Regions from separate parts of the Mus musculus genome. Here all the other regions are linked to region 2. The links are chromatin loops, found by intact Hi-C in ENCODE. Cell type or tissue: left cerebral cortex. All regions are shown on one strand.

Region 1 (8,000 bases), 460 kb before region 2:
TTTACAATTCAATTTTTATTTGCTAATGAATAAGTCTATCCTTTGGGCCACCATTGCAAATAGTATGCAGTCCAATTACTGTATACATTGCATCTATAATCCCAGTGCAATTATTTAAGTCAGACTCCTATTATAGACATGTGAGGCTTGGAAAGTGGAAGATTTTACTTTGCATTTAAGTGAAAAGAACTTAGCACTGTGTGAAAAACATTAAATTGTTAAATGAATAACTGACAGGGCAGACAATTGTATAGTATGTGGTTCTGGTTAGATTGTCACAGAAACTAGAAGCTAAGAGATCGAGCACCATGCTAAAAATCTATTCCATTATTAATGCAAACATTATTTTAGCTAGAAGTATAAAATAAATATTTCTCACCTAAATTCACAAAAAATCACAAATATATAATATTTAATAAATGGCAAGAATTTCCCATGTCTGTGTCTAAATTTAATTACAAACCCCAAACTGTCCCATTTTAATCACATTTACAAGTGAAAAATACTAGAACATTCTGGATACAATTAATATTTTGACAAATTTGGATCTGAATTCACTTCACTTACAGTTTTTGGAAATATGGAACTAAAAACATGATACTGCTGTAAAAGGGAGCTATCATAGCATATCCACCCTGGGCATGATTTTTCTTAAAGTTTGTGATCTTAAATAATGTATACAATTTTCTTGAATCTTAGTTGTCTCAGTTGTAAAATACGTGATTTCTCTTGAAGGACTAAAACAGAAAACATTAAGATGATACAGCTGGTAGCAATGCCAGACAATCCGGCATGCTTTTATTAAATAAGCATAGGTATGAGAAGGCTTAAGCAGTCTTACAAAGTAGTAGAAAAGGAGAAACATGTATGAAATAGATGTTTGCAAAGGGTCACTCAGGCTTTGGAGATCAGTGACCTGTCACTGGTTACAGGCCCCTGGACCAGTTCCTTCACACCCTCCAGGTTACCCTTGGACTCTGCTACTTAACTCTGGTAACTTGTTCTTCAGTGACATTCAGTTTCCAATCTCCAAAGCAATTAAGTCACTCCAGGAACCAGAAGGCTTGCTAAAGAATGTTCCTGTTGACTTTAAAGTGTTGACATGCACTACCTTCCCTTCCTTTTCACAGCTCTGCACTTGAAGGTACATTTCTTTGCAAGTGAAAAGCAGGAAACTATGCTAACTTCCTGTCACAAGGCTTCCCACTGTGTTTCTGCTTGAAAGCCAAGCTGATTCCACATTTGACTTTCACTGGGTTTATTGGATGGCTCCAGCCCCTGACAGACTCAACAGGAAATGATTTTGCAGCTCTGGAAAGGGACTTTAAGATCTAGCATCTTGTAACTCTTGCAAATTACTTTAAATTCTTTAGCAGAAAACAAATTACATTCTATAAATTATATATTTTTAATTTGTATATATGCTTTATATATATTGTGTGTTTGATATATGTTATATATGGACACACACATATGTATGTATATATACATAAATATATATCATGTAGTATAGTATATATAAGAGTATACATGTATGTATCCAATTATATACTAATAAACACATATGTGCATATATATATATATATATGCTATTATTAAATAGGAAATTTTTACAGTGGCAAAAAATGGTGATGCATGAATAAGTTTCTGGCAAATAGAAGCTTTTAGAAATATCTGACTACCTCAACCAAATTGCTGCTTTTTGCATCTTTTCCTTCCTCTCTCAAAGTAGACGATTAGTGCACTACTCTTGTTATGTTTTGTTTCGTTTAAAGAACAAATTACCCAATTTTAGCAATGTTAATTCTCAATCAAATTTCTTCATTGATTTTTATGCCCACTGCATTATTTAAGTCCATACATCAATAGATTCATATTGCTTGCTGTAAGGCTTGTTACTGTAGTTTTCTTAACATTTGTATCCTAGCCATTCATTTGTAGATTTTATGTTTTAATATTATGTAGAAAAATGTTTTGAAATAATTTTAAGTTGCAAAATTGAATGTGCAGAATATGCTATGAACAAAATAATCAAGATTTAAAAAATATTAACATTTTGTCACGTTAATTTTAAACGACACCCAGTTCCATGAAGGCATTTTACAAAAATAACTGAACCTCTTCAGCAATTCCTATGTGACGGTTTCCAGATGACATCACCATTCTGAAATTAGTATCCTTCCATTTCATGCTTAAAATTAATATCCAATCTCCATTATCACTCTGTAAATAATATTTATAATGTGCCTACAAATTGCATTTCCTTTCTTATTTGATTTTGGATAGTCCTCAAGATAATAGCCTTGTTGAAAAATAATTTCTAGGATAGAAGATCAGAGTGGTTGTGGGTTTTTTTCCCTAGTTAGTTTGCAGAAATGTTTAGCACTTAGAGTATTGCCGGAAATAGAGTTCATGACACACTATCCCCCAATATGGCACCGTGGCATATAGCTCTTTGAGAAATAACATGTAAAATAAGGAGCTTCTTATCATTTTCTCTCTTCTGTTTAATCAGGTGATATAAGACATTTCAGTGGAAGGATCGCCCCCACTGTCTTAGCCAGAAGGCCAAGAGCACCTTCCTCTGCCAAAATGAAGTGCAAGGGGAGAAGATGAAACACACAAACCTTGCTGCTTCAGCCCAATTGACTTCCTCAGCGCACTTTACCACAATTCTCTCTTCATCAAACTCATTTATGTAGCCACTCAGCTTCAACTGTTTTCTCATGTCTATATTGCCTATGAACATTTCTATGTCACTACAAAACTAATATTAAATGGGCATGGTAGCATCGATTTGCATTATATTGAAGACCAGCACTTCATGAAGCTGAAACAGGGGTATTAGCAGGAGGTGGAGACCAATCAGGGGACCATAGGGAGTTCCTGTTTTAAAGAGATAGCAAAACAAGCAAATCTAAGGCTAAAAGTTCTAAACCTTACATTGAATAACTCTAATGAATTTATTTTGTTAACCACATATATACATGATAGAAGGGAGTTTTTGTCCCTTAAGGAATATACTCTTATTGAGTGAATTACTAGATGACTCAATAAATGAATGGATGTAATTTTACTTACTATGAATTATAGAACCCTGTGAGACTTGGTGTTTGCTTAGTTGTCCTGCCTTTCTTCTTTACACTGTTTCTTACTGGTTCTTTCGTTAAAGCATTTCAAATACTCTTCTCTCTTGTTTTGAAGTGGGAAGCTAGTCTTTTTACTTTGATTAATATGTACATGAACTTTATTGGAGAAATGATTTTCAGATGTAGCAGTTAGCTTCTACTGATCTGGATATGTCTGTATTAACATCCAACCTTTCATAGGAGAAATGAACATATTTTAGAGAAAAAAGAATACATGTACAGATATGGAGAAAATAACATTGTGTGCTATAGGAACTGTAGACAGTCTTTGATGTTAGAATAAAAAATGAATGGTATGAAAAGGTAGGGCCTAAAACTAGAGAGAGTAAAGAATGGTCTTAGAAAGAAAGCATATGTGTTATGTTACAATATTGTAATATACCCTGCCTCTCCAACCTACATAAGTATGAAATGATTAGTAAATTAATATCTTAAGTGATGGCCTCCAAACATTGCATTTTAAAATATAACAGTTTAGCTTTGATAAAATAGCAGAAACAAAAATGTAATTGTCAGATTCCTCATGCTTGTTTGCTCTGCAGGAAGTCATCAAACACTCATTCAGTTGGTCCTCTTTTGATACGCAGATGAAAAGAGCTTCCTTATTGATACAGCATCAGAGAAAGAACTCTCCACACAGGTCTTGCTAATCATAGCCTCTCCTAGTATGGTTTGTTCTCATTAGACTAATTTTAGCTAATTTTGGTTCTCTTTGATTATTGTCTAAAAACCACATAAGGATTTGAAACTTAACATATTCATTTGGGGGTTCATTTTCTTCCAAAGTCTCCTTGTTCAAAACTGGTATTTGTAAAACAAACGGCCCTGAGATTCCATCTCACACCAATCAGAACGGCTAAGATAAAAAGCTCAGGTGACAGCATGTGTTGGTGAAGGTGTGGAGAAAGGGGAATCCATACTCCTCCATCGCTGATGGAACTGCAAACTGTTACAACCACTATGAAAAGCAATCTGCCAGTTTCTCAGAAAATTGGAAATATTTCTACCTGAAGACGCAGCTATACCTCTCTTGGGCATATACTCAAAAGATGCTCCACTTTACCACAAGGACACATGCACTATGCTCATTGCAGCCTTATTCATAATAGCCAGAAACTAGAAGCAACCCAGATATTCCTCAAGTGAAGAATGGATACAGAAAATGTGTTTCATTTCACAATGAAGTACTATTCAGCTATTTAAAATAAGGACATCATGAATTTTGCAGGCACATGGATGGAACTAGAAAATATCATCCTGAGTAACATAACCCAGACCCAAAAGGACATACATGGCATGCACTCACTAATACGTGTATATTAGCCAAAAAGTACAGAATACCCATGATACATCTCACAGACCCTAAGAAGTTAAAAAAGAAGGTACACTCAAGTGAGAATCCTTTGATCCTATTATAAGGGGGAAGAAAATAATCATGGAAGGCAGAGGGAGTGAAGAGGAAAGGGGCATAGGTCATGTATGGGGGTAGGGGGAGACAGGAAAGAAGCCCAGAGGGCCAAGAGAATGAATGGAAATATGCAACTGCAGGGATTGTGATGGGGGGGGGGAGGGTGGATCCCAGGACACAATGTGGGTAACTTATCAGAAATGATCAACAGTGGTAATATGGACCCTAAAGAGACCATCTCCATTAGTTAGCAGGGTCCCCAGTAAAAGAATGGGGACACAAACCCACCTTTAAAATTTTTGACCCCAAACTATTCCTGGCTAAAAGAAATGCAGAGACAAAAATAGAGCAGAGACTAAAGCTTCGGCCAACCAGTGATCAGCCCAACTTGAGATCCATCCCATGGGCTGGCACCAAATCCTTACACTAGTACCAATGCTATGCTGTACTTGCAGATAAGAGCCTAGCAATAGCTGTCCTCTGAGAGTCTCTACCATCAGCTGACTGAGACTGATGTAGATTCTCACAGTCAAGCATTGGACTGAGGTCTGGGATCTCTATGGAAGACTTAAGGGAAGAATTGAAGGAACTGGGGCAGATGGCAACCCCATAGGAAAAACCAATAGTATCAACTAACCTGGACCCCTGGGAGTGCTCAGAGACTGTCACTAACCAAAGAGCATATAGGGGCTTATCCAAGGCTCTCTATACATATTTAGCAGAGATGAGAGTTGCTTCACTGAATCAAGTATGAGAAAGATTGACAATGATAGTATGTGCTACTTATTCAAAAAGTTACCTAAAAAAGTAGGAATGGAATTAACAGTGGGGAACATTGTCTTTACACAAGGATGTTTCTGAGATAATGCAGAGTTAAAAAAAAACATACGTGACTATTATATTAGATAGGAAAACAGTGCATTAGTCATCCTACTTCATTTCTGGGTCACAATAGTAATGAAAATTGAAGAACCACATCTTTTACAATCATCATTACCACTTTTCTTGTGAGTATTGACTTAGATTTTAAGGTTAAACTTTCCCCAATTCTCTGGTTCCTCATAATATTATGTTTATTCCACACCTACATAACTAATTGCACAGAGTTGTTACCTTTTTATAAAAACAGACGTTTCTCTCACCAGATTTTAAGCTTCCTAGAAACTTAATTATATCTTCTATTTCTAGTCTATGCTACACACTCTGACACATTAACGGCACAACCTTTTAAATTAATTACTTCCTTTTTTGAGAATATAAAAAGTCATCTCAAGTCACTCTTATCTAACACTAAAATCTTGATAAGCATGTAGCAATGCATTTACTCCTCTAGTGTTAAAAGTAGGACATTTGATAGTATTCTTTAATACCTTGTACATCCCTTGTCTGTATGTATTGTAGACGTAATACCTAATCATAGCTCAGATATTTCAATGCATTGTTTAGTTAAAGATAGCAAGAAATCTTGTCTGCTGTAGCATGATTAGTCCACTTGACTGTTACCTTCCATGCCTCCCCAAATTATTTTACCTCACAGAGACAAGAATGTTATTTAACAACATATCATTAATCATAGTGCTGCAGTGTATAAAATGCCTTCAATGGTTGCTCATTATACTGACACTGAAACACTCAAATCTTGAGCATGTTCTTCCAGTGGGAATCAGATTTTACCCTGATACTTTTCTGAAATCCAACAATATATCTTCTTTCCTATATATGCTGTCTTCTTGTCAGAAATGTCCTTCCCTGTCACTTGTTATCAATTTCTATTCATCACACACTTGCTTTCTTTACAGAAATATTTTGTGACAACTTTATGTTATATATTCTTTATTGTTTCTCTAATAGTTTCATTTTTATCTGATTTTCTTTTGATTATTTTGCACAATTTGCCAGTGTGTGTTTGTATATGTGAATGTGTGTGTGTATTATAGCTTTTCTCCCCACATTACCAGGTATGTAGAAGAATGTCCTACTGAGACCAACTGTGAGAACCATATTTTTTTCCATTCACATTCTATATCACCCATATAATAGTCTAATGACAATGGTAATAATAGAATATGTATCAATTAAGACAATGAAGTAATATACCATGCTCACTTTCCATAGCATTATGGTAGAATATAAAAGACAAAAACTGACATTAGAATTGTGTTGACTGTATCCATTGGTACTCAACTCTGGAAAATGGGAAAATTCAGAATAAAAATAATCTGTATTTAAAAGGTTGTCTTCATATTCTTGCCATTATTCCCTTACCATCTTATGACAAAATTTCTATAACTGCTTATATTGAATTTAGGTTTATAAACCAAATACAGATGATTTAATAGTTATAAGGAGTTGTGAGAAACTGATGTGTAGATATTGTTTCATTTTATTTAGGTACTTAATAGTTTATTTACAAGAGTCTGGCATTTATCATTTATCTGAGGACTTGAAGCCAATATCCACATATACCAAGAGACAACTGAACTCACTGAAAAGGTACTTAATTAACCCATTCAATGTTGTTGAACATAAAGGAGTTTTAAAATTCAACAATAATATATTTTGAAATTAGAAAAAAATAAACTGATGCAAAAAAATCAATAGTGTACCATGCAAAACTCACAGAAATCTCTTTTCTTGTGGGCATTTTAATTTTCTTGTGGGCAAACCTAATAAAATTTTCTACTCAAAAGTTTCATTTTAGCCAAGTGCTCATTTTTGAGTCATCTCTGGAATGCCTGAGAACATCAGAAAGCTTGTCTAATGATACAAACAGGACTCAACGCTGCCATTAGGCACTTGGATGTTTTATTAAATCAGATCTTTTTAAGAAAGAGAAACCTTCTGTATAAATATCTCTCACTAACATAGAGTCTCAGTGTAAGCAAGTCTCAAAAGCCTCCAGATCACAGGAATTTTATAATCATGGCTTTTATGTAAGCTAGTACAATGGCCATGGATAATCACTTATCCCTTGAGGTAGGGGCTTTAACCATGATAATCTTATGATCTATCTTCTAGGAGTCCTGTGCTAAAATCCATCTTAATACTAGAAACACTAGACAAATATCTTGTGGGTGCTCTTCCAGGAGTGCCGTGTTTTGTCCTCATTTTTATATACAAGGATATAGAAGACTATTTCAAGCCAATATATAATGTACTTTGAACGTATTCTATCTCTACCCTAACTATCCTCTTTTTGTTCTCCCTTTCTCATTAGTCTCATCTGTTCCCCAAGAGAACTGTGCTTCTACTTTCATGTCTTCTATTCATATAAGATTTTCTGTTTCTATAAAGTCTAGGACCCATAAGTGAGAATAAACATGCAACATTTATCTTTGAACTTTGAACTATGAACTTCCTTAAGACATAGGAACAGTGTTAGTTTCTCTGTCTTTATTTCATTCTTAGGAAAATGTATCAAATACATTGATGATGGGTTGGAA
Region 2 (8,000 bases):
TATTAATATCATTCTAACTTTCCTCATCCACTACAAACAAGAAAAGTTGGGTATTTGTTTATATAATAATATATAATGAAATATATATAAATCATATACATGATTTAATTCTGTTTACAAATTCACATACTCAACTAAAGGTGAGATCCACATTCATGCAATCTGGTGCCAAATATTCACTAATAAAATACACTGCAAACCACAACAGACTGAGAACAATCATAAAAGAGCCTCCACAAATATCTGCATTATAGACTGATGCTATAGAAACAGGGTATGTTCTATTCATACTGACAATTTTATAACACACAGCATATGTATGTGTTCTGGGGGTTGTTTCTTGGTACCATTTTCATGTTATAACAATGAAAGAAAAACTTCACTTTTTACAACAAAAAAAATTAAAACCAGTATATCATGTGACTCATTTGATGATTAGCAATGTAATACATCTAGTACTTGATACAATCCCTAACATGCTCAATAAATAATACTTGCCCTGGCAAGCATTGACCTACTACAAAACTTTTATTGGAAGCCCTATCGCCAAACATAGATGCATTTGTGTTTGTTTCTCTGTGTGAGTGCATTTCAAACAATATTATTAGCATTAAAGTATACACTTATGTCTCCTCTGCATTAATACTGGAGCCATGGAGACAAATCTTGGCATGTTTTTGTATTTAAACCCTTTCATTCAAATGAAATGAGAAAATATCAAGAAAGCATTTTCTGATTTGTAAACAGTTGAAAAATCAAAGTCAAAATGTTACATTCTTAGGTCATTTGAGTATGAAATAAAACCACTTCTTTGGATGTTCCCTTCTTGTGTGTCTTCTACGTACACAACAAGAAAGGACATAAAGAGATGCCTTAGCATCAGAATTAATATTTCCAAACAAATAATTCCAAATCAAGGACACTTCTATGTAATACACTGTCATGTTCTCAAAAACATATATCAAAAGAATCATCATTTTTTCACAAAGTTAGATTCAGCTGGATGTATTTAAATAGTGTGAAGAAAATGGTACATACACAAATGTCTAAGTCCATATATGTGTCCATATATCCAATAGCAAAAATGTATAAAGAAATATGCCTCTTCATTCCATGAATGTAGCAAACCTTGAATAAAACATGCATACATATTTTACTCAAGTAATACAATTATGTACATATTTACAATTTATTCAATCTCATTTTTTCTGATTAGTGTTCATCTTCTTCTATCATTTAATTTTTCTTCATCTTTTTGTTACAGGGCCTCATTTAACTTCCTACATAACTAAGGATTACTGTGAACTTTTGTGTTTCCTGCCTCAACCTTTCAAGTGCTGAGATTTAAGTTATACATCGCCATCCTCAGTTTTAATTTACCATTTCTAAATGCATAAATAGTCCCAACATTCTTCAAAAAGTCAATATAGCAACATTCCTTGAAAAATTCTCAATGCATTTTGAATAAAATAAGAATCATGAAAGTTATTTACTCACAAATGTAAACATTTTTAGTGAAGCCAATTAATTTAGTAGGAAACATGACAAAATAACAGTTCAGAAAAAAGAAAGAAAATGGTGTCTCCTTACCCAAGTATTCTCAAATCATAGATATTCTTTACGTGGATAAATATCTATTACTGAATTTTTCAGTGTTCCCTGGATATCAGTCTGAATGGCTATGATGTGTACAATGGTAAAGGTCTGTGTATACATTTGATAACAGGTTAAGATTTAAGCAAGTACATGGGGTGTTCAAATATCATTCTTATCCAAATAACCTCAGAGTGCCTATAATAAATAGACATTAAATTTTCATTTTCTTTTTTCTTTTTTGTTCTTTGGATTTCCTCTGTCCTTTTTGGGCATAAAACCCACAGGTAAAACACTGCTATGGAACATCATGGAGCTCTAGAAGATGCAGTTGAAATACATGAATTTTACATTTAATCATAAAGTGTAAAGGACGAGGAAAAGTCTTTTATCTAAGTGGTGGTTTGTTGCTCAGTAAGTGTCCAGTGAAGCCTAGGGAATAGTATGAGTACCTGTCCAAGGTGCTGAAGAAGTTTCCAGGAGAAGGATGCAGACTTGGTAGAATGCAAGTCATTAACCTAGTGAGTTTGGCAAGCAAAGTTTTCTATTTCTAAACCAACAATCCTTCAAAATGGAAAGTTCCACAAATGACAAAAAGATTACTAACTGACAATTTAATATGTATTACACAGAATTAACAGAGAAATTAATGGAGGAAATTCCCTCCACTCCATAAGAGAAGAGCACAAAGCACTCACAACAAGAAAAAAATAGCACACCTATATCCTCTGAAACTCATAATAAGGTGTCAAATAACTCAGAATAAATCTTTGCTGGATGAAGGGGTGCCCTTAGTGCTAAGCATTCTCACTAGACTGTTGTTATAGGCACCAATTTGCTACCAGAACTAGAAATACAGGAGATCACTAGTTCACTTCTTAAGCAATTTAAACAATAAAATATAAAGTTGGATATTGAAAGGAAGAAAGAAAGGTGAGTCCACCTTTCCATTTGTGAATACCAATTTCTTATGAAGAAATAAATTGATGCATAGCACTACCTACTTGTTTGGATACCCAAGCTAATTCAGGTGAAACAGTTCCAGGATTCTGACTAAATAAAAACAAGAATCTGTTATCACTTTCTCAAAGTCACTTTTCCCACACCATGCACTCTAAAGAGAAATACGAACAGCCATACATCCTACAACTAGGTGGGTAATCACCCAGGTCAACCATTACTTCCTGCTGAAATGTCCCAAAATAGATTAGGCTACTGTAAACATCAACTAGAGTTTGCTTGGTAGAACTTTCCTGGTTCCTTGTCTCCAAGTCCCTGTAGCCTGGGATCCCTCTTCTGCGCTCTGATCTGCTGCCCCTGGGTAGCTTTGTGTCTGGAAGGAAGGGAAAGCTATATCCAAGGAAAAAGAAAGCGCACGAAGTTGCGCTAGGGGTTGGGGGCGTTCAAAGGACATTGAGATAGAAACAATAAATCCCAAGCTGTGCTTTCAGCACCAAACGCTGTACCCCCACCCCACCCCGCCCCAGGCAGAGGAGAAACCAATCTATTACCCAGAAGTGATTCTCCTTCCTTCCCTTCTCTACCTTTGCTTTCTCAGTTTTGAGTTCTCCAAAGGACTGGGTAAGCCAGTCTGCATTCTAAACCATGTTCTCCTTTCCTCAGAGCTCAGACACGGGGATCCAAAGGCGTGCATAATCCCTATCTTAGACCTTGCATACCTCCCCCTGCTTTACCCTCTTGCTCGCGCCTTTTCCACCAACAGGTTTAATTAATAATGGTCTTCTGTAAAAGAAGCAGATGTGAACCTCTTCTGCTCTGGCCACCCCGGATTCATCTAAGTCCCCTCCTCCAAACCACACTGTGAGCTTATCAGCATGCTTAAAGCTTCTAAATCCTTGACAGGTCTGGGGATAGATACCTGGGCACACAGACATAGCAAGCTTACCCCCTGTTGGCCACGCAGCAGGCAGTGAGATGCTGTTTAGCTAGCCCCCCGGAGTAAAGTTGGGCAGCAGAAATCAATGGGGTTGAGCCAGCTTTTCCTTTCTTGGGCTTTTCCCCAACCCCAAGATGATCCCAAGCTCATCCCCTGTGCTCGGAGTGCTCAGAACAGCGGAGCTGAGGGCGGCATGTACAGCAATCTTCCCCTCTATGGAGACAGGGGGAAGGGGAGAAGGGGAGAGAGCGGAGGAGGGAGGGGTGGTAGTTAGTATTTATAGAGAAGAGACTTCTCTGCGCAACTTTTTGGTGCCACCAAGTGGCACAGTGAGTTCCTTTAGGAACACAGACTCCTGGGCAGATCAGGATGGGTACACTAGTTTCATGGCCAGACATTCAGGATGGGGGGAGCTGAAGACACCCAGGGAGATGAGTTTATGAATGCATACCATCTCAGCATCTGCAATGCAAATCTCCAAATTCTATAAATGAATATGCATTGACAGAAAAGGGCTAGAGATGACTTCTCCAGTCAAGTAGAAGAGGAATCAACATGGTATGTGCCAGCTGCCTGCTGCCCACTGGGCTATAGACATGCATGCTCTAAGAGAAATATCGCTTTTCTCTTCCCTCCCTAAGCCTTCTACTCATATTACAGAACATTCCTGTCTCATTCCAAAATCCTCATTTGCCACACAGTGACAAACCTTGAAACTAGGATGTGATTTTCTTTACCATAATCAAGCCCAGGTAACTTCTCAAAGCTTAAGTTAAATAAAAGCAAACAAACAAACCCCAAAACTTCACAACCTATCACCAAAATATGTTTTTCAAATGCTACTTCGCTAGACAATAAAATAAACAAACAAGCAAATAAGCAAAATGTAACTTTAAGTTTTGTGCATTTGAAATTTTCCAAACAACTGTCAAAACTCCATAATCTTTGCATGGGCCTGAATGTTTGGCTGGACTCAACCTTTCCCATAGACCTTTCATAGAACCAGCATGCATTATCCAATGGCACTGTGAACGTTACAGCTGTTAAAATACTTGGAGAGAGAACATCTTTACAATCTATTTGCCTGTATTTCCGGATATCTCCCTTCCCTCTTTCCCTGTACAATTCTTCAAGCTTATACAAACACACACTATTTTGTGAGACTTCAGTGTCCTAAAATGCAGTATGCTTTCCACTTTCCTGATGGAGAGAATAAGTGTACAATGCTTGGTAGTCTTGTTCAAGGTCACATATTTTCCTAGACAATGGCCTAAGGGCTTCTCAGGGTGTGACTGAATGAACATTGGTACCAAATCTGACAGACCCAACTCTCCTTGCTATACTACCACACATAGCTCATGGAGTCTGTTCAACTCCCCTCTCTTTCCTCTTGATCTCCATGTTCTTCATTATCATCCTTTATGAAAGTTCTGTCAGAAAATTTAAGGTTAAAAAAAATCTTCCTTTCACTGCTAGAAATATATAATCTTAGCTTTAAGGGTCCAGACGTGCTGATACATCTCATAAATGGGTTAATGATTCCAGAGAATCTCTTGGTCCTGGTGTTATAGTCATTCAAATGTCATTTTAGAATTGTAATACAGTATTTAAAACCATCCATAATCTTCTTCCCTGTCTCATTTTTGGGGTGCAGCATCAGCAAGTGTGCTTACTACAGCCCAAACATCTAATATCCTCAGAGATCTAAAATTCTCCTCCCTCGCTAAGTGCATGCTTTATCATTGCACATGTACCAGCATGAGACAGAAGGGGGGGGGGCTTTATTGGTTTTATTTATTTTTTTCTGCCACTGATTATTTTAGCTATTTTCTGTGGAAACAACCCCACTGAAATCCTTCAGTTAGGTGAATGAAAACAAAAAGATATTCAAAAACCTCCCATTTAGCCATACCACATTAGCCCAGGCTCCTGACTCTAAATTCATGTCTAATTTATAGAGCACATGTCCTTGCGGGGTGACTTTCTTAAACTTGCAGGACCTTCTAGTATCCCTGGCTTCACCTGTCGTCCACCTGCCCACCACCTGCCCTTCTGGGTCCCTTTAGTCCAAGCACCCGCCCCTTGCTCGCTCACTCTCCATCCCTGCACTGGGGGAGGGGCTCCGGCGGCATCCTACATCCCTGGTAACTCCACAGCTGAGAGAAAGAAAAACAGCGCTATGCTTACCAGGTGCGCTCCCTGAGCCTTGCTCCTCTGGACAGCCGCTCCTTTCAAGCTCCCTGCGCTTTCGTAGCGGCCTTGGCTGCTGCAGAAGCGCTAGTGGCTGCGATCTAAGCTGTAGTGGCAGCCAGCAGAACGGCTGCGGGCCCGCGGTGGTGGCGCTCGCTCTCTCGCGCCAGCGCCTGGAGCACGTGCTGCGCCCGGGCAGACGCAGCTGGAAGCGCAACGCTGGGTTGGCTCCTACTCTTGCAGAGTGCAATTGGGGGCGGCTGGCTAGCCTTGGATCAGTGAGTGAACACTGCTCCTAGAGCCTCTTGGTCTCAGGGTTCAGGCCAGGGCAGTCTTGGACTTCCTCACTACCTCATTCCCACCCAGAGATGGAGAAGCAGGAGCTGTGCTGGGAGGCGTGGGTGGCATGTCACTCAGAGAGAAGCTGGAGAGCAGGTAGATAATCAGCTTCTCTCTGAAGATAGTACGAAACTCCTGACAGTTATTGGGAGAAGGGGTATTATTGCTGGAAGACAGAGAGAGGAGTAGGAAGAAACAGAGAGACAAACACAAGACTGAGAGACACAGAGAGAAGAGAGAGAGAGTGACACAGACTGTACTTACACACACACACACACACACACACAGAGAGAGAGAGAGAGAGAGAGAGAGAGAGAGAGAGAGAGAGAGAGAGAATGAGATTCAGAGAACTGCAAGTACGGTTCAGAAGCCCGAGTGATTAGAAAGACCAATGTATTTAATGGTCTTGAGTCATTAATAATGTCATTTTGCATTTGTCTGCACTTCTTAAAAATGTTTCTTCCTACATCCATTAAAAGTCTTTCCCTGTGGGACTTAAATGTTTTACTTCTTCCAATTGCTTGGCATCCTTTTCTTTGATACCCCTAGTACTGTCTATGGACATCAAAAATGCTAAGGTTACCTTCACATTATATCTGAAAGAAAAAGAATAAAAGGGATCCCTATAAATTACTTGCATGGCTTAATTTAAACAAAAGAATAATTGGGTAATATTATTATTGCCTGAGCAAATTAAAGGAGCCAGGTACTTTCAGTAGCTGAATTAATGATTAAAACATGCACAACACTGAAGTCAAGGACACCAGTTATTAATAACTACTAATGTTTGTCAGTGGGTCCTTGACAACAAGGTAGTGTTTCTTTGATTACTTCGGTGATATAATAGTAAGGAACGGAAGAAGGGAAGTATCCATTTAAAACACTATGTCAAGCATTAAAAGACATTTGCCCATATGTGTGTATTATAGCCCATTTACAGCAACACATTAGAACCAGACTCCAGGTCCACCAACAGATGAATGGGCAACGATGTTATATATACATATAAAACTTTTATTCAGCTGGAAAGAAAACTGAAATTATGAAGTTTACAGGGAAAAAAATGATCAGCCTCAAGTGTATAGCATTAAGTTAGGTGGTCTAAACCCAGGAAGACAAAGCCAGTGTGGTCTTTCTCATGTGCAGATCCTAGCTTGTAATGTGTGCATGTGAAAATATCTGTAAATGTGGACTGATCTTTAAAATACAATCAGCATCACCCCCACAAAATTACTAGAAAGGAAACCAAAAGAAGGGAAAAGGGGTACTAAAGGAAGAAGAGATCAAAGGGCACATTTGCTATGAAAATGAAGAAAGGGGGTAGAGTATCAGAGGGAGTGGGAAGTAAGCAAAAAAGAAGAGGGTGGGAATCTGCTAAAACACACTTTGTTTGAAAACTGATTAATGATGTCTAATACCTTGTGTTATTTTAAAAGTTAAAAAGTAGATCTTCTTAAAGGTATTCATTTTCATTTTTCCATGTCTAAAGACATTTTTAGATACTTGAAGTACAATATGTGAATTTATTCTCCTCTCTTTTTCTAGAGTTTAAAATGTCCGTTTGTCCAACATGAAATTTTCTGTACTAGGTTGATTCCAGTTTTGATTTAGGTCCTTTTGTGAAAAAATGACTGAAGAACTTAGAGAATCTTTGTTTCCTCAAAGGAAGTGGCTCATAAAGGGCATATATGGCCATATTGTCCATGTTTAGTCCAACTTAAAACAGAATTTGTAGATTACATGCAAAGTACCTAAATAATATTAATAGATATGAGATGTTTCCAAATACCTGCACATATTTCATTCTCTCCTCTCACCAAGGCTAATGAAGAAGATGCTATCCCAAAGCATCAGAAAGACAAAGCTGCCCGTAAGTCTCACATGTGGCTTAGCGAGCTTTATTCACTTCCTGTTCTATAAAAGTTGACATGCAAATGGAACTTTAGGCTTATCAATAGCAGTATGTTCAGAGAAGAGAAAC
Region 3 (8,000 bases), 760 kb before region 2:
TCTAGCCAACAATTTACAAGTATTGTTCAAGGAGGAACGTCAATGTGGAATGATTGGAGAAGAATTTTGTGTGAAGGAGTTTTAGCACAGTCAGATTAGGGATCAGGCAGCTACCAGTGCCCTTAGACTCCAGATGCTTATTCTCTTGTTTGGAGTGCATGGTATTCACACATCTTATTGTTATTTGGAATCATGTTAGGTTACCCTCTAGCAACATATGCAGGTGTCACATGAAAACTGAGTATTTCGGTCTTTGTGGTCATTATTTCTTATGACAAATTCATAAACTGATATTTCCGTTTTCTATCTCAGTTCTGTGTACTTAACCTATATTACACTGCCTAAAAGTTGGTGCTGCTCTTGTTTTGCCTGGAGAGATTAGCAAAGCACCCAGTTATGGGGAATCAAATCACCAAAGCTGTGAAAGCCCATTAGTTAAGGAGGACCAAGGAGATTAATTATCATCTTGCTTTTTTTGTGATAATTTGACGTTGTTTTGTTGCTACAATGGATCATTTTTAATTTTACATCCTCAAAACCCAATAAGTATTTGTTGCATCCCTGTCCAGCCTTAAAGAGACACATTCAGTTGAGGTCTTCCTGAAGAAATATTTGAGGTATGATATGTGTGCAAATCACATGTTTGGGAGTTTTTCACAGAAAACACAGATGAGAAAATGGTGTCAGGAAACAAGAAATAGAAGAAAATCAGCAACATATAAAATATCAAGCAAATTAGTTAAGATTAAGGGCAAGTAGATCTCAATATGAATGGGAAACTCAAAGACAATGTAGTCAATGCCACCAAGTTATTCATCTCTCTGTCACCACAGAAAGGAAGGTATATGTTAATCATCTAATTGCTACATCTCTTTAGTTGAAAGCTACTTCTTGATACATTGACTCATGGCATTGCTGGCATTCTGGTGTCTGGTATCCTAGAATATACTTGTAGATGAGAAATATGTACTGAGAAATGGAGTGTCACAGAGTAGCATGATGAATGAGCCAACCGATGTTGTCTGGTGATAAATAAAACATTCCACACTCTCAAAATATTGATAAGAACTGGACATAATTCTAATAAGTTTCATTCCATCAGAGTGGTAAAAGTGATGAAACACTCATCTTTGTGATTCAAATTTGGCTCCCGCACATTAGAAGGGAATGAGGGCAAGTCTGAGTGGCAATCACTGATCCCCAATCCCTTATGTTCTTATGTGCCTGGAAAAAAATGCAGTAACTCATTTTATCAGACCAGTGATAATTCAGAACATACTACATCCTTGCCTTTGCAAGCACACTCTGTTCTAACAGAAATCAAATGTAGGAGTCTGCCAACAACCCCAGTTTAACTGGAGCAAGGGTGCTGGATGAATCATAAGTCCAAATTTCTCAATAATTCAAGTGCCAGCAGCATCACATTTGTTACAAATTCTCAGTTTTGTTTGAGATTTCTAAAGACACCTCGCCCACCCATATTGGTGAGAAATCCAACATCAAGCTACTTGGAAGACATTTGGTATAGTTTCCTTTCTGATTTCCTGCATGATGCAAGAATTCTGGCAGGACAGGGGAATGGTGGGAAAAGTTATGAAGTGGTACTTTCCAGGCATCAAAACTCAAGCAAGGAAAGGAACACTGTGCATCTTTGCTGGTTATCCATGTTCTCCTTGAGCATATGATGCACCGAAAGTTTGTGGTGCTAGAAACTAGGGTTGAGACTTCTTGTTTAGTGCTTAGGCAAGGACTTCTAGCCAACAGAGGTGGATCAGCCTCAGTCCCTTACACCATTTCTCAAAGCCACAATTACCAGTCAATCCTATGTTCCTCTTACTCTTTACCACAGAATTCATCAGGTACGAGTTCACTTTAACCCAAAACTAAAAACAAAACTGACTTTTGCTTTCTTGTTCTAGAAGGAGAAAGCTCAATCACACCATTGGAGTTAGAGTCAGCCTTGGTTATTTTTTTTTTCTCTTTTTAACTTTTCATTTGGTTCTTTGTTAATCTTCTATCATGCATCCCGATTGTACTCATCCCCCTCTCCCCTTGTACATACCCTTCCACCCTTGCAACCTCTCCCCCAAACAGAAAAAAATTATCTTGTTGTGGAAGCTGTAGTGCATCACAGTGTGTCCACAGTATATCCTTTTGTTCACACTTTGCTTGCAAAAGTTCATTGCAATGACTCATTAGTCTGGTAGATGACCTCTGACTTCAGCTATTCCATCAATACTGAAACTTCACTTGGACTCCTCTCGGATATCCTGTTGTTGTTCTGTGTTATGGTGATCCTATAGATTTGGATTTGTAGGATGAGGCCCTTCATGCATTCCAGCATTTATCAATGAAATAGATGTTAGAGTGGGGCAAGTCAAACTCCTGAATGTGGACCTTAGAGGTATCTAAGCTTGTGAGCCCGCTGGTGCTACCACTTTTGTGCCTTCAGGACCTGCTAACCTACAATCCTGGCAACCAGAACTATCTCTACCCTGCTGCTTAGGAAAGGTGCAGGGCCTGCTCTCCTCAGTGTTGCAGTTGGTGATGGACATGGTCAATTCTCCCACTCTCATGAACCTGCTTTTCTAGCTGCTTTTCTAGCTTTTCTAGCCTGCTGTAAGTGGTGATGGATGAAGGAGGGGAGAAGGGCATCTCGCCCTCATCTGAGCCACTACCCAGCAGACAAAAGGCAGGTCAGGCTCTCCCACACTCCTGCCTTCAGGCCTGGCTCACCTGCAACCCCCATATCCAGACAGATCTATCTCTACTGTGCTGTCCAGTCATGGTGCAGGGCCTGTTTTCCTAAGTGTTACAGCAGGTAAGGGGCAAGGACAGCTTGCCAGAGGACCAGTTCTCCCACCCACCTGCATTATGTGGTAAGAGAACATCTCTCCTCATCCATGCTGCAGCACAGCCGACAATTTGTGGTAGGACAGGCCAGGACCTGACCACAGTCCCAGTTGGCATCACTGGCTACTAACATCAGGCTGTTCCTCACTACCCTTGAGAGATCTACAGTTCTGCCTCTCTTCATTGTGCCTACATCATTCTCTCTCTCTCTCTCTCTCTCTCTCTCTCTCTCTCTCTCTCTCTCTCTCATTTCCACCACTTACTTGCTCATCTTAGTAGCACCCAGAATCTCTGGGTGTCTGGGGTCATTTTAGAAATGGTCTTGAGTGAGAATGCTGTGCCATGCTTTTACCATAGGACACAGGGCAGGAGTCATCTCTGGCATGGTCTCCCAGCCCCCACCAGACCTGTACAGCACTAAATTGGTTGTTCTCTCAGGCTAGCTTCCTCTTGAGGTCACATGGTGCCAGTCTGGTGATAGTCTAGAGCTTATTCCTTTCCCTGACTGCCACATTGGCCCCTGGCAAGGATCGAGGGTTATCTTTCTCAGTCCTTGACTCTCAGACCTACCATCCCAGGTGGGGTTCTTCTTGTCAGCAACTTGCTCCCATCCTGGGAGCCCCTTCAGGCCTACCTGGTGCTGTTCTGGTGGTCATCTCAGCATTTGCTCTCTCTCAAGGTCTGTTAATCATTCAGATGTTCTCAGGTTAGAGCATTGAGTGTAGACACAGCCTCTCTCCTCTCTGCCACCTACTGACACACATGTGACATAGCAGCCATGCCAGTAAGGCCTCTAGGAGGCAGGACCTTGGCTATTTTCAACCACCTATTGCTGACCTATTAACTTACAATAAGAAGTGAAGAAAAGTGACTTGATGTAAAAGATGCTAAAAAGGTGACAATTCCAAACCACTCACCACTATTGAAAAGACTATAAGGAGATGCAGCAATGGTGGCACATGCCCTTAGTTCCAGTTGCTTGGGAGGCTGGTATGAGAAAAACAAATGAACCCAGGAGTATCTGACCAGCCTAGGCATCAAAGTGAGACTCCTATTAAAAATAATAATGACAACAACAACAATAACAACAACAACAACAATAATAATATAACCAATGAGAGAACTATTTCTAAACTACAAAAAAAAAGTTCCATCCAAAAGATTTCAAGCTCTAATGACTCACTTGTATGAGGAGGTTTTTGAAGTATCTTTGCCCTCATTTCATAGGTATCTGATGTTACTTAGACTTCAAGACTCATATTTCTGCTCCTTGATCCTCATCAGCTAACTGCACCTTAGTCAGATTACAGTTCATGTGACGCTCAGACACACAAATAATTCACAAAGATTTTCCACTTAGATGTATCACTTTGAAGTGCGAATCACATTCCCTTAAGAGCTCTGTTGAGTCTCCTTTGAGGCAGCCACAGTGAAGTGAGTGATCTTCCCTTGATGGGATGTAGATTGTTTCGAGAACTCCATTGAAAGCCTTTTCGGTTGTGTCAACCATTTAAATGTGAGCATATAGAAAAGAAGTATTAGCATTTGTTCTTTACAGTAACTTTTCTATCTCAGAGAAGTGTTGTCAAAAGGATTTTCTAAAAATACACAGCATATTCTAAAATTCTAATCTGTTGAATGTGATAGGCATAGAGAATCTGCATTTTAAACAGTGATCTGTTTTTCACATTCCTTATGAATAACACATTACGGGATCCGCACTCTTATATGTGCCCTGTGGTTTTCCAGAGGCTACTGGAAGCTATCAGCCACCCCTGGAGATGTAGTGGAAAGACAGATATGAAAATTCATCTGCTTTTTATTAAGATTTTTATGAAAGAATTTTTAAAGAAAGTTCTCAGAGAATTTCACACATATACTTAATATAATCTATCCACACTTCATTTCTCTTCTTCAATTCTTCTTGAATTCCCCACAACACATTACTTTGCTAGCTATTCACGTTTGCTTGTCTTCTTTTTTAAGCCCATTGAGTCCAATTACTACTGACCTTATGTTTATAAATGGGTCATCCAATGGAGAATCAGCAGTCTACCAGTGTAACAATCTCTAAAGAATGTCTCTCTCTTCCCACAGTAGCTAGTAACTGCCAATAGTTTTTCAGTTATCGGTGGGTCCCTGGCATCCCATCCTCTTTCTGTGCTGGAACATTGATTGGCTTGATGTGCTGTTAACCATAGCTGCTGACTTCAAGAATACAGTAGCTGTGTCAGTTCATGAAGATACCATTTTACAGCATCCCTGCCCCATCCATTTAGGGGCAAAAGCAGATTGTCAACATCCTGTAAAACACTTTTTGGTGCTGTTATCAGTCTTCTTAAGCCATCTTATTTTGTGGAACTATCAAATCATTTTGTCAATGCTTTAATAAAAGTATTAGCTTCATCTAATGAGTAGTAAGTGGAGTCTCAGAAATAAACATTTTAAGCCAGGGTATTAAATCACATGCAATAGCTTGGATATTCAAATTAAATTATATCCACTTGATTGCAAGCACAAATTTTGTCAATTATATTACCATTTAAGGTACATTCAGGTGTAAATGATACTTCAATTCTAGCAGAAGGTTGTGATTCTCTACAAATGCATCTTAGGTAAAGAAAATAATCTATTAGTCGAAATTGATGTGTCCATCAGGTTAGGTTATGCTGTGATAACAAACAATCCTGAAATAACTGGAACATCAAACACCTAAGGTTATTTTTTCTGTTTTCTCCGGGTCGATCTTGAACTGTTCCGAGGGTTCTGTGCTGTGTTTGGGACTCAGTTTAGCAATATGCTACATCAGTCTTCTACAGAATTGCTGCTCATTGCTGCAGGGAAGGAAAATGCCACTCAAAGGCAGGAGCTTTTCTACTTCCTTGAAAATAGACAAGTTGAGTGTGGTAGCCATACTCAGAATTAGAATAAAGATGTCCTGCTATGTGCTCCCCTGAAACTATAAGTGACGAAAGTAAGCTGGAGCGACTAGACTTGAAGATACAGGACTTGGGTTCTAATGCCTTTTTACAAGATATTGAGAAACATTGTCTAAAGCATAAAGAAGTCTTATACTAAAGACAGCTAAGTAGGAAAGGATCACTTTGCAGACTTTTCTGCCTAACATCCCAAAGATGGCTCAGATTCACATATCTTAATATATTGTTTTCATTTCGTCTCACACATGAACCCTAATGAAACCACCCTGTGGAAAGCATTCTAGATTACATTACAGGAACCAGGAATAACCTTGGGTCACATTCAGTGCTTGAAGAGCAATTCCCAGAGAGGGACCAACCTGGGAGCTGTAACTAGTCAGCAAGCTCCTGCAGCTGAAGAAACTAAGAAATGAGCCTCCATCATGATTAGAGGGGTCCGAGCAATTCCCTGGGGGCAGTCACTTTAACAGCGCAGAATGGAGCAAGCTGTAAAACCTAAAGATTCAGGACTCTGATTTCTCCTTGCTTTTCATCAAATCCTATTTCAGTTTGAAAAGTAAGCTAACAAAAATCTTTAATGTTGAATGTTCTAACAAGTAAACAGTGGCATTTATAGAAACATGAATCATTTATACAAACGGTAAGTAATTTTCTCTGGCTTCTGTCTTCTTCATCTGGAAGTAATTGACTTCCTATGAATCACTAATGTATCGAAATGTTAGGCTTGGTTGCAAAACACAGTCATGACAGTCACCTCGGAAATAATTTTTAAAAGGCTATATCCACCTGAGTTGAATACTTTACAAATTTGTGTATCTTAGATTGTATACTGTATCTCCCTGAGCATTTTTAGTGCTATTTCAGTCACTGTGGATAAAAGGGTATGTTCTGTGGAGCAGGAACATGTCTGAGTGACTTCTGGCACTATGGGTGTGGAGAGAGAGAATTTAGTTCATTTTTTAAAAGTGTGTGTGTGTGTGTGTGTGTGTGTGTGTGTGTGTGTGTGTAACAGAGAAAGAGGGAAAGAGAAAGAGAGTTTAATGACGCGTAGAACTGTACTATTTTCAACACAAAACTAAGTACATTTACATAAATTGTATGCTTTCTGTGGATATGTCGAGCCAGAAATTTATTCTGTTGTGCCTTTGAGGAAATTTCAATAAAATCATTTAGATGCTTCCCCTAAATGACTGCAGCATTCCCATAATGCATTGGTTATGATTCCTTTCAATTTTCCTAACTTTTGCACTTTAGAAACATGTCCTTTGTAATTATTTCCCCAGAAAATTGAACGAGCGAAACTGGTTTGTGTTTCAGTAGACCACGAAGGGTAGCTTCTGTTTGAGGTTATCCTTCAATACAGCTTTACAGTTAGTCAACGCATCCCCAGTGAAAGCTCCTGGATCCTCTGTATCAATATGTCTTTTGAAGCAAGGCCTTGATGGAAAATGAGAATGGACTGTCACTTTTCAAATACTAAAATCTTTTCTCATGCCTTATCTCACGTAGTTCAATTTTGAGAACTATATATTATTCTGATTTTATGAATTAAAAAAAAAAAACAAAGAAAGAGAAATTAGAAAAGTGTTAAAGAAAAAAAAAGAATAAAATTTTGGGACCTGGAGAGTTAACTCAGTTGTTAAGAGGATTGAATGCTCTTCCAGAGAACCCAGGTTCTATTACTAGAACCCATCTGCTGACTTACAGCCGTTTGTAATTCTAGTCCCAGGGTTTCTAATGTCCTCTTCTGTCCTCTGCAGGCACCAGGCAATCACACAGTACACCGGCAAACACACTTGTATACATTAAAAAATAAAGGAAACATTTTAAATATTTTTAAAGATGCCACTGGATGAAACATTACCTTCTGTTGACAGACCGAGTGATCCTATAGTATATTAAGGTGTTTGGAATTCAGAATCAGTCACATGTTCACACTCATTCAGTTAAAGACATTTGAAGCCAGGCATGGTAGCACACACCTTTAATCCCAACACTCAGGAGGCAGAGGCAGGTGGATTTCTGAGTTCGAGGCCAGCCTGGTCTACAGAGTGAGTTCCAGGTCAGCATAGGCTATACAGAGAAACCCTGTCTTGAAAAAACAAAAACAAAACAAAACAAAACCCCAAAAAACAAAAAACAAACACACACAAAAAACAAACAAACAAACAAACAAAAACAACAACAAAAAAGACATTTGAAAAGGAC

The links. A loop is a pair of places that touch in the nucleus more often than their neighbours do. Peaks named below come from ENCODE experiments on the same cell type or tissue, not always from the same donor. Only the 100,000 strongest peaks of a DNase experiment are listed, where the experiment ranks them.
Region 1: it touches region 2 in a loop (2.8-fold over the local background); 3 of 42 quality-filtered maps call a loop at or near these places.
Region 3: it touches region 2 in a loop (3-fold over the local background); 3 of 42 quality-filtered maps call a loop at or near these places.

The regions. Positions count from the first base shown.
Region 1 is chr7:88,040,725-88,048,724 of GRCm38, reverse strand. All of the region lies in intron 8 of Grm5 (glutamate receptor, metabotropic 5), which reads right to left. Among named protein-coding and RNA genes, the nearest start is that of Gm24249, 43 kb to the left of the region's middle. In left cerebral cortex, no CTCF peak of the experiment used is centred here; no DNase peak of the experiment used is centred here.
Region 2 is chr7:87,582,218-87,590,217 of GRCm38, reverse strand. Grm5 (glutamate receptor, metabotropic 5) reads right to left here and starts at 6,050. Exons shown (of 11, transcript NM_001143834.1): 1 at 5,678-6,050. In left cerebral cortex, CTCF peaks have their summits at 3,820 (motif pointing left) and 5,765; DNase peaks (open chromatin) are centred at 2,887, 3,779, 4,739 and 5,804; H3K4me3 peaks cover 4,858 bases; H3K27ac peaks cover 3,498 bases.
Region 3 is chr7:88,339,627-88,347,626 of GRCm38, reverse strand. It overlaps Gm25345 (a small nucleolar RNA gene), which reads right to left and starts at 3,658; the gene lies at 3,526-3,658. In left cerebral cortex, a CTCF peak has its summit at 3,636; DNase peaks (open chromatin) are centred at 983 and 1,440.